2 separate regions of the Homo sapiens genome follow, and region 1 is linked to region 2. A link is a loop called in an ENCODE intact Hi-C map of the cell type or tissue named here. Cell type or tissue: gastrocnemius medialis. All regions are shown on one strand. Links, peaks and the distances in the headings refer to the core of each region. The heading gives the core; the rest is flanking DNA.

Region 1 (5,380 bases), core at 143-5,142, 47 kb after region 2:
GGGAATAAAGCATCTGGGTTTAGATACTGGTTCTGCCACTTATCAGGGGGATATGAGATGTGGCCTTTCAGCCAAGCCACTTAGCATCTAAGCTGGAGTTCCTCAGCTCTAAACTTAAGTCTGGACTGGAAGACCAAGCATTAGGCTTCGCTGCTTACTAGCTGTGAGGCAGTGAGGCAGTAACTTAGCTTCTCTGGGCGTCAGCTTCCTCATCTGTAAAATGCATAGCATAATAAAGGCTATTGTGAGAATTAAAGATCATGTATACAAAGTGTCTCACAGAGCGTGGGCCCTCAGTACCTTCTAGGACCAACCCATTGTCCCTCTCCACTCAACGTGGATCAAACTGTCCAAGAAATGCTTCAGAACTCCACATCATTTAGAAAGGTGGTCTGTTAGGAGCCAGACTATGTTCAGAGACTAGTTTGCAAATTCCATCTCTATGAGCTAACTCATTCAAGACTAGCAATGGAGGTGTACAGCTGGGTTCCATGCCCACTCAGTGGGTTGTACAGAGTTCTGTATCACTTTGGACGTTCCACAGAAGAAGTAGGTGTGGATATAACAGGGCAGTTCAACAATGGTGAGGCCTAAATGGACAATGGGACTTCCTATTTATAAAAAGCAGAAATCAGGTCATTCTGAGTCCAGCAATTGGGTGGCTTCCTCCAGGTCAAGATCCCAAGTCTGGGCTTTGGCATACTCAAACAGAAAGAAAAGATGGGTTCCCTCCATTCCTTTCTGGTTTAATTTTATTTTCCTTTGTGTACCTGACTCAAGCAGAGAAAAACACGATGGCATTCAAAAGTTATGTCTATCATTGTTAACATTCTCAGCTGAGACCCAGAGAGGTCAGAGAAGGAACAAATACTTACCAGATGCTCCCTTCTAAAGAGGTAGGCAGATGACATGTGCTGGCAGTAAGGAAAGTAGATACTATCCCTCCCCTCAGAAAGCATAGACTCAAGGGCAAATTCAGGTGAATTGTATGGATGATTCTAAGACATTCTTGTGTTGAGACATTACTGTATCCAGTGGATTTATGTCAGGGCTTGCATTGCCTTCTCGTCTGCAGGAGAGCCGACCCCTTGTCCAGGTGTCCAATCATGCTTCAGGATGTCACAGGGGCTCTGATTAGCTGTTTGGGTGGGGTCCTATCAGGGTGCAAATGATGAAAAGGATCACTTCCTTCTGGGGTCAGGAATTGCATGGATAATTGCATGCACCCTGATAAGACCCCACCTGAACAGCTAATCGGAGCCCCTCTGACACCCTGAAGCATGATTGGACACTTGGACAAGGGTCTGCTCTCCTTCTGAAGACAAGAAGCCAATGCAAGCCCTGATATAAATCCACTGGATACAAAAACGTCTCAACACAAGAATGTGTTAGAATCATCCTTACAATTCACTAGCCTGGGAATAGTGCAAACCAAAACCAGACAAGAACTCTGACCTCAAAGAACATCCACTCTAATGGAGAGAAAAAAAGACATCTGAATGAATGCCCATGGTAATTTAGCATAAATTAAGTGATGTGGAAAAAAAATAAAATGGGAATGAGAATGAATGTTTGTTGGTGGCGGAGGAGGACTGCTTTCCCTAGAGTGTTTAGGGAAAGTCTCTCTGAAGAGGTGACACAGAGTGAGACCTGAATGATGAGAAGCAGGCAACCATGGGGAGATCTGGGGACACTCTGCAGGCAGGAGGAACTGCAAAGGTCCTGGGACAGGCATCAGCTGGTGTATTCAAGAGACAGAAATCAGGCCATCATGGCTAGAATGGAGGGAGCCATGGGGTATATATTTAGTAGAAGACCCAGAAGGGCCCATTCACATGCTTCAGAGAATGTAGCTTTTCCTGTGTGAAGAGGATTTAAGGACAGAATGTGGAATAAGGCAGAGGTTTTACTGTCAGAGTTAAAAGGGTAGCTTTCCTGGGAGAGTCAGCTTGATGTAAAGGGGATATCCCCACTCTGCCTCTTCCCAACTGTGTGAACTTGGGCAAGTGATTTAATCTCTCTGGACCTCACCCTCCTCCTGCATACAGTGGAGATGATGATATCTGCCTCACAGACCAGAAGTGAGACTAGACAATAAGCACTGGCTCATCCCCTTCTCCTGGTAGATAGTTAAAAAAAAAAAAAAATCACCCTGGGGACCATGGGGCATCTGGCATGCTCTTGAAGCTAGTCACTAGCAAGGTTTTGACAACTTATTTCTTAACAAATAGATCATCATCTGTCCATCTCAATGAATGGTATACTGTTCAAGCAGTACCCGTACCTCTTCAGGATCTGCACAGTTAAAACTACTGGGCTGCCCTCAGGTGATGTAGGTCCATCCAAGGACCACACTTTGATTAGCAAGGATTTAGAGCCAAGGGGCTTCCATAGCACAGACAATATTGGATCCACCACCAAAAGGTTACAAATCAACAGTATGCTTTTAGTAGTTTATTACTGAATTCATTAGATAAATAAATGTTCCTACAGTGCCTACTATGCACTAGACATCATTCTGGGAAGTAGGATTTCAGTGGCAAACATTGATCAGGGCTTGTTCTCAAACAACACTTATCCTGTAGCAGACAGCCAATTAAACAAGCAATTAAGATCATCTAAGTGCAGAGCCTGGGGGTGTCCAGTGTGTTAGCTTGAGAACGTCAGGGAAGATCTCCTAGATGAAGTGACACTAAGGTGGAGAGCTGGCCCTGAGGAGGTGTGCAGGCAGAGGGAACAGCATCACCAGGGGCCAAGGCCACCCAGCCAGTCAGAGGCACAACCCTGATTTAAATCAGGTCTCTTATCTAAAGACTTGCTCTTACTAGTATCTTCCATGCTGTATGAATCAAGTCTTGCAAAAGAGCAGCTGCTAGCTGTCCTTCCCCAGCGATGTCAGAGCAGCCACTCCCGACTGGAAAGATATCTGTTCTGAGCAGAGGTCTCGGCATCACCTGACAGGCATGGCCATTACGAAATTTGCCTCCACACCAGACATGTGGCACCACAAACACCATCCAGGCATTGCTTCAAACAACCTTCCTCCCAAAGACTCCTGACTGGGAAATGTGATTGCCCTCTGATTGCTGCTAATAATAGCCTTATTTTTTTTAAGCAACAATGAACTTTGAAACTTGGGTGATGGTAGCTGGTCACATCAGCTTGGGTGAAGTTCATCAGAAAGTAAAAGTCCAGCGACCTAGAAGTTTCCAGGACTCTCTAAGAGGGAAAGATACAGAAATTCACCTGAAACAAGGACCCTCTATGTGGCAGACAGTGTACACGCCTTATTTACATTAAGTAGAGGTGACACAGACCTGGCATGAAACTTCGAATGTAGCTGTGTGACTTTGGGCAAGTCACTTAACATCTATCAATCTCAGTTTCCTCATCTATTAAATGGGAGATGGATTCCTACCTTACCTGTCTTATGTGTGATGATGTTCATAAAATGCTAAGCTCAGTGAGTGGTACATTGTCAGCACTCAGTAAGTGAGGATGGGAAATAGTCTTATTACACCCCAGAGAGGTAAGAACAGATGAGGAGACAGATGCAAAAAGGTTAAGCGATTTCTCTAGTCTCCAAAGCAGGTAAATGATAATTCAGATTTGAAGTCAAGTCTACCTTCAAATCCTAGAATCTTTCTTCAGTTCTTCATGTTCTGTTTCTTTTAGAATTATACCCTTTGCCATCTGACTTTGCTGTGCCTCCCCCTAGAGTGGGCAAATGTGTCTTCCTGTGCAGTGATATTGGGCTTGACCATTGACTTGCCCTGGGCAAAGTTATGGGGGTGGAAACAACAGCATGACAGTTCTGGGCTGAGACCTCAAGAAGCTTGATCTGTTTCTACTTATCTCTTGCTTCTGCTCCTGTCTCATGTCTCATTTACCACCATGAAAAGGGCAAGTCTGAGGTTCTTTCAGCCTGGCCCCCAGAATGAGACAAAAGAAGCAGACTCAAACTGACCCAAAGCCCTGGGCCTGCACCTTGAACCTGAGGTATCCAGCCAACTCTCAGTGAGAAAAATAAATGCTTGTAGTTGTAAGCAACTGAGTTTCGTGTGGTTTGTTACCCAGCATGATGGTGGCAATATCTGACTAATACACTGTCATAAAAAAGTACAGCCTAGCCAGGCCAGCACTGCAAGTATTTATTGAGTACCTGCTGTGTGTGACGGAAGTAAAACAGAATTTAAAATTATTTCTACCCATGAAGATGGTTTTATCATTCTTCCTATCTCTTTTGCCAAACATTGTCATGACATAGAGTGGAAAACCACAAATCTTTATTTTATTTTTTAAAAATGAAATAAATGTTTATATGTATTTATATTGTTGAAGAGAAAAGCATAGCTTCATTAAAAGATAACGAGCAATATTGAGGCACATATTTTCTAGGAACTCAGCAGTGGATATTAGATTAGCCTACTGAGAATTTGTAAGAGTTGGCTAGTCCTTAAGGGATGGGAAGGATTTAAAGAGGCTGGACATAGCCCTCCAGCCAAATCACACAGCTTTCACCTTCAGGTTTATTTGCTGGGGTGGAGAAGAATGTGACAGACCTGAGTTCAAATCTTCAGGCTGCCAGTTTCTAGCTGTGGGACCTTGAGCAAGTCATCCATCCCTGACCTTCAGATGAGCTCCCCTAGGTTTCTTTCCTGTACCTGGAAGGGCCCCCTCCAGACCTTTGTATGCCTGTAAAGTCCTACTTGACTCCTTCTCCCCCAAGAACTAAGGCTTCTCCCTCTTTTGTCCCAGCCACACCGGACTGAAATGATCTGGGCCCAAGGGTCCTCTGGGATTCTTTTCCATGCATGTGTCTTTTTCTCTTTTTTCTTGGAGGAGAACCACAGCTTTATTAATAACACTTTAAAAATTTTTATACACATACAAATGTATAATTCAAATATGACAAATATAAAAATTAGTTAATTCTAGGTGGTGGAACAAATGGTAATTTGTCAAGTTGTCTGTGCTTTGTTTTTAATATTTTTGAAACTACATGTTTACTGTAAAATAAAGCCAACTATTATATTCATTTAGAAAACAATATTCCTCTTCCTCATTCTCTCACCTGATTATCACTTTTGTTTGTTTGTTTGTTGTTTGCTTTAATTTTTTAATTTTTTTATCTTTTAAGTTCTGGGGTATAAGTGCAGGATGTGCAGGTTTGTTGCATAAGTAAATGTGTATCACAGTGGTTTGTGGTACCTATCAACCCTTCACCTAGGTGTTAACCCTAGCATGCATTAGCTCTTTTCTCTAATGCTTTCCCCACTCCCCTCCCCCAACAGGCCCCAGTGTGTGTTGTTCCCCTCCCTGTGTCCATGTGTTCTCATTGTTCAGCTCCCACTTATGAGTGAGAACATGTGGTGTTTGG
Region 2 (5,380 bases), core at 266-5,265:
CTCCACCTCCCGAGCTTAAGCAATCCTCTCACCTCTGCCTCCCAGTTAGCTGTGTCCACGGGCACACCCAGCTATTTTTTTTTTTTTTGTATTTTTGGTAGAGATGGGGTTTTACCATGTTGCCCAGGCTGGTCTCAAACTCCTGAGTTCAAGCAATCCAACTGCTTCGGCCTCCCAAAGTGCTGGGATTACAGGCGTGAGCCACCTTGCCTGGCCTATAGCAGTTTTGGAGATGAGGAAGCTGAGGTTCATGACAAGGCCCATGTCGACAGATCTGAGATCCAAAGCCCTTTTCAAAGCCCAAGTCTCTTACAGGACGAGAGACTGCCACTTACCAAGCACAGTGGATACGTTGATAGAAATATGATGCTTCTACTTTAATCAGACTTTCTGATGTTTCTCTTTTTCCCTTGTCTGTTTTGAAACTGTAGACAAACAGGCATGTGAGTCTCTAATTCCAGAAAGTTTTATTTACTAGCATAATAATAAAAATAATAGCTTCAAAGTATGCTAAGAACTTTGTATACACTATTTCACTTAATCCCCACAACAAGCCTATTAGAAGGATAATTTAATCTCCTTTATACACATAGAAAAATAAAATTCAGGAAGATAAAATACCCTACCTAAGGTCAGTGGTATCAAAACAAGAATCAGAAGATACAAGCAGTAGCTGAATGTAGTGGCTCATGCCTATAATCCTAGCACTTTGGAAGGCTGAGATAGGAGGACTGCTTGAGACCAGAAGTTTGGGACCAGACTGGGCAACATAGTGAAACCCTGTTTCTACAGAAATTAAAAAAAAAAATTATCCAGAGGCATTGATGTGCACCTGTAGTCTTAGCTATTTGGGAGGCTGAGGCAGGAGGATGGCTTGAGCCCAGGAGTTCAGGGCTGCAGTGAGCTATGATTGCACCACTGCACTCCAGCCTGGGTGACAGAGTGAGACCCTGTCTCTAAAGAGAGAGAGAGAAAAAAAAATACAAATGGCTTAATTTGAGAAGTGAGTGATAAAAGACTAAGGAAACCAAGACTCAAACTCACATCTCTTTGCCTAACCACAGTGCTAGAGTAAACACTCCCTAAAGGCAGGCTCTGAACTGGGTACCAAGGATACGAAGACTCATTCCCTGACCTCAGCAAGCTCATGGTCTAGAAAAGGAGGACCCAATTTGGACAGGAAACAAACCAGGCACAAAACAAGGGGAAGAGGAGAATGGAGAAGGAGGCCTATGGGGACATGCTGGGCTCCTGCAACCTTAATGGTGGTAAATATAAAAGGGACTGACCTTCTAGTTTTTCAGTGTAACACCAGAGCTGTAGAGGGAGAAGGGCCACTAGGAGATTCCATTTCAGTGATGTAGCCAGCAGGAAAGCCCCCATAAGTGAGAGCCTGGAGAAGTATCTCCTACCCTGGACTGTGGCAGGAGGGAAAAAGAGCAGTCACTGTAGGGTGAATAGAGTGGTCCTTAGATTTAGTGTTTTACTTCCCCTCCCAGCCTTGAGCCAGCTGCTGTGACTCATGGCTCTTTGGCTGCAGGAAACCCGTTACAACCTAACTTTCTGCCTAGGTCAATTGGTTTTGGTTTCATTTTCTAGTCTGGAGTATGATCATGTTGTCTATTAAACTCAGAAATTTTCTTGACATTTTCAGTTTCATGCAGAATGAAAAAGAAGTGGTCTTGTGACAATGTGATCACCTTGCTGAATGTTCTAGAGCTAACCAGTGGGACAAGGGACAAGGGCTTCCTTATCAGGATGGAGTCTCGGTCTGTGAAGCCAGCAGTCCCAGTATTTGAAAAAAAAGTTGTCTCAGTCAGTGTTCTAGCAAAAAATGGATGGTACACTCAAACTGTGTAACTTGGAGGGAATTTAAGGAAAAGATCATTTACTTAGATGCAAAGGAAACTCTGGGGCTTATAACAGCAGGCAGTCATTACCTTCCCTATCTCTTAAAAGGCAAGAAGAGGGAGCAGTTCCTGGAACAAAAAGACGGGAGTTGTAGGGAGAGGGCTCCCCAAAAAGAGGCTGCCTTCATGAGAAGAAAGCAGCCAAGCCCTAGCAAAATCCTAAAAGGAGGGAGCAGGGAGAATAAATCCCCCATCCTCACTCTCCTGCCACTCCCTGCATCTCTTGCTGGTAACTTGCAAAGGCTGGGCACAATTGGGAGCTAGAAGGCAAGGGAGATCATTGATGGGGCCCATGCAGGTCGGCCTCCTAGGGTGCAGAGGTGGGTACAGAAGGGTAGGGAGATCTGGAGAGCCATGGAAACTCATGTAACATGTAACAATAGTTATGGCTGGTTGACAATAACTATACAAAGAGTGTCGATTGTGGTAGACAACTGCCATTGACTACTCAGGATACATCTGGCCCTTTCAAAGCACTTTTATGAACTAGCTCTTTTGATTCTCACAACAAGCCCTTAAGGTGGGCACTGTCCTGGACCCATTTTCCAGACAGGGAAACCAGGGATGAAAGAGGTTAAGCATTCGCTGGGAAATGAAGGAGTATGAACTCAAACCCAGATGGCTGTGGTTACAGATCCAGTGCTTGTTGTCCACTGGATGGGCCCATCTTACCCAAAATGATAACCGAGGAGCTAGGTCCTCAATCATTGCTGAAGGGTAGGGACATGAGTATGGCCTGGGGAACAAGAGGAAATAGTTCCATAAGCATTGTTTAGCATAAATGAGATCAAACAAACATGCTTCATTTAAAAGATGTTAAAATATCACCCAAGTGGGTGGGGGTGGGGAGACAGAACCAGAGAGAACGAGCGAGAGCGAGCATGCACCAACTGCACGTAGGATACGAGCCAAATGTCTAATTATAGCTGATAAGGCTCCTCCTGATCTGTGCCCTGCCTACTCATCTTTCCCTGTTCCCCGTGGGGCACTGTGTCCCAGCCAAAGGAAACTCTACTTAGTTCTCAAAATAGCCCTAGGTCTTCTGCCTGGGACAGTTCACCCCACCTTGTATTCGCCCACCTCAAATCCTATTTATCTATTGGGTCCTAGTTTTGGCCTTTCTCTTGCCTTTCTTCCTCTCTCCCTCCTTCCTTCCCCTAGCAAACACTTATCGGCATCGGGTGTGTGCAGATATAGTGGTCAGTGTTGCAGACCTGGGTCAATACTGGTCCCTGCCTTTATGGAGTTTCCACGAGGAAATCTTCCCTCCACGCCCAAGTGTAGGCTGGGGAGTCCTCCTTTGTGTTTTTGCGGCCTCTCTTACTCTGTTGTCTATCACCTGGTTTCGTGCCTGTCTCCTCTCTCAGACCATAGACTCATGAGGTTGGGACTCTGTCTGATTCTGTGGGTGTTCATTTCCTATCACTCCTGTAACAAATTACCACAACTTCACAGCCTAAAACAACACAAATTAATAATCTTACAGCTCCAGAGGTAAGAAGCTGGACACAGGTCTCACTGGGCTAAAATCAAGGCAGTGGGAGGCTTTACTGCTTTCTGGAGACTCTAGGGAAGAATCCATTTTCCAGCCTTTTCAACTAGAGGCTGCCTGCATTCCTTGGTTGATGGCCCCTTCCTTCATCTTCAAAGTCAGCCAAGGCTGGTGGGGTCTTTCTCACATCACATTTGGACATTGATTCTTCTGGATGCTGATTCTTTTGCCTCCTTCCTCCACCTTTTAAGGACTCTTGTGATTACATAGGCCCACTCAGATAAAGTCAGCTGATTAGCATCCTTAATTCCATCTGCATCCTTTATTGCCTTTTGCCACATTCCAGGGATTGGGACATGCTAGTAGGTGAGGGCAAAAATGGAATGTCTGAATATGCAGGATATGCATGTGTGTGGAACACATAGAATCTCTATATATGTCAAAGGCATGTGTCCAAGTAACACATGTAAGTATGTTGCATGTCCGCAAGAGCGCATGTGGACGTGTGTGGTTTAGGAGGTATACACTGCCTGATCGCATTAGTTGTGGTCATATGCATGTATGTGTGTTGTGAGGCGGGAGGACCACTTGAAGGAGGAAATATAAACATGCATAGGCTACCAAGTACTATTTTTCTGAGAGTTGTGAAATATTTGTGGTTTTTTCCCCATTATGGACACTTGCACTGCAGAGACCTGGATTTCTACGCTCATATTCACATGTACTGGTGACCACCCTCAGAGTGAAGGCAGCGTCCTCTCTGGGCCAGTAGCTCTTCTAGAAGGGCCTATATGAGTCAGCCTGCAACTCAGACATATTCAGTGCTGCAGGCAATGAAATCAATCAGAGCCTAGTTTCCCATTGTCCTGTGAAGGTAAAAGCCCCTGGCATGGAATCCTATTTAAATCCCCAGCTCATCCGTTAGCTAATTTCACAAATCCAAGAGCAGCAGAGCCTTAAGGATCATCTAACCTGCACCCTTCATTTAACAGATGGATAGGGCTTAAAGAGTGGGAACTTGTGCAGGTTGATGCGACCAACCAGAGCAGAATAGGAGGAGGGACCCCTATTACAGTTAAGATCTTTATGAGCTGACTATTGCTTGAGGTCAGGAATGTTGCATTACATGCTCCTAAAACATTAGGCTTCTGTAGAGCCCCCTGCTCCCCAGGTCCTCATGTCTCTAAGAGATAAAACCCAGAGATGGTGTTTCTAGACACAGCCTCTTCATTCCGGAGAGAAGCTTCTACTCACAATCTCGGTCAGATTTCTCACACAGGGAGCTTGGCTGGACATTCTAAAAACCTCAAGGAATTTTTTCAACCCATCTCTTAAAGCTTAGGCCCAAGCTAGAGCAAAACTGTAGCTTCTTGCTCAGTGTTCTTTGGTTCTGTGCTGGTCCCCTCAGCATTCCCAAGCATACATTCCTCACCCATATATATATAAACCGATGTGTTTATGCAACAATATTTCGGGTTCCTACTGAATATGGCCTCTAATGCTAGGTGTCAGGCACACTGTGGTGAACAAACTGACCTGGATCCTAGCCCTCAAAGGGGTGTATAATCATAGAACTTCCAGGTTACATCCAACTCCAGTCAGCCCCAAAGCTGTTTCACTTTTATTTATTTATTTATTCTTTTTATTTTTTATTTTTTGAGATAGAGTCTCGCTCTATTGCCCAGGCTGGAGTGCAGTGGTGCGATCTTGGCTCACTGCAACCTCCTCCTGCCAGGTTCAAGTGATTCTCCTGCCTCAGCCTCCTGAGTAGCTGGGATTACAGGCATAAGTCACCACACCTGGCCCTGCTGTTTCACTTTTAAACACAAGAGGGGAGAGAGAGAGAGAGAGAGAGAGAGGGAGAGAGAGAGAGAGGTGGACACCTGCATAGGAGTGAGAGTGAAGTGGGCAAAGAGAAAAGAGATCATGACAGCAAGAAAAAGACATCAGAGGCACACAAAGACCCAGAGGGAGACAG

Evidence for each region. A loop is a pair of places that touch in the nucleus more often than their neighbours do. Peaks named below come from ENCODE experiments on the same cell type or tissue, not always from the same donor. Only the 100,000 strongest peaks of a DNase experiment are listed, where the experiment ranks them.
Region 1: a loop joins it to region 2, with 4 times the contacts of the local background. A loop is called at or near these places in 10 of 110 quality-filtered maps.

Annotation. Positions count from the first base shown.
Region 1 is chr1:58,969,424-58,974,803 of GRCh38, reverse strand. No RefSeq gene overlaps it. Among named protein-coding and RNA genes, the nearest start is that of LINC01358, 48 kb to the left of the region's middle. In gastrocnemius medialis, for the core only: no CTCF peak of the experiment used is centred there; a DNase peak (open chromatin) is centred at 2,943; H3K27ac peaks cover 5,000 bases.
Region 2 is chr1:59,016,533-59,021,912 of GRCh38, reverse strand. It overlaps LINC01358 (long intergenic non-protein coding RNA 1358), which reads right to left and starts at 1,437. Exons shown (of 3, transcript NR_110626.2): 1 at 1,290-1,437; 2 at 336-425. RefSeq lists enhancers at 1,566-1,675, 1,706-1,755. In gastrocnemius medialis, for the core only: no CTCF peak of the experiment used is centred there; DNase peaks (open chromatin) are centred at 1,522 and 2,872; H3K4me3 peaks cover 1,163 bases; H3K27ac peaks cover 4,813 bases.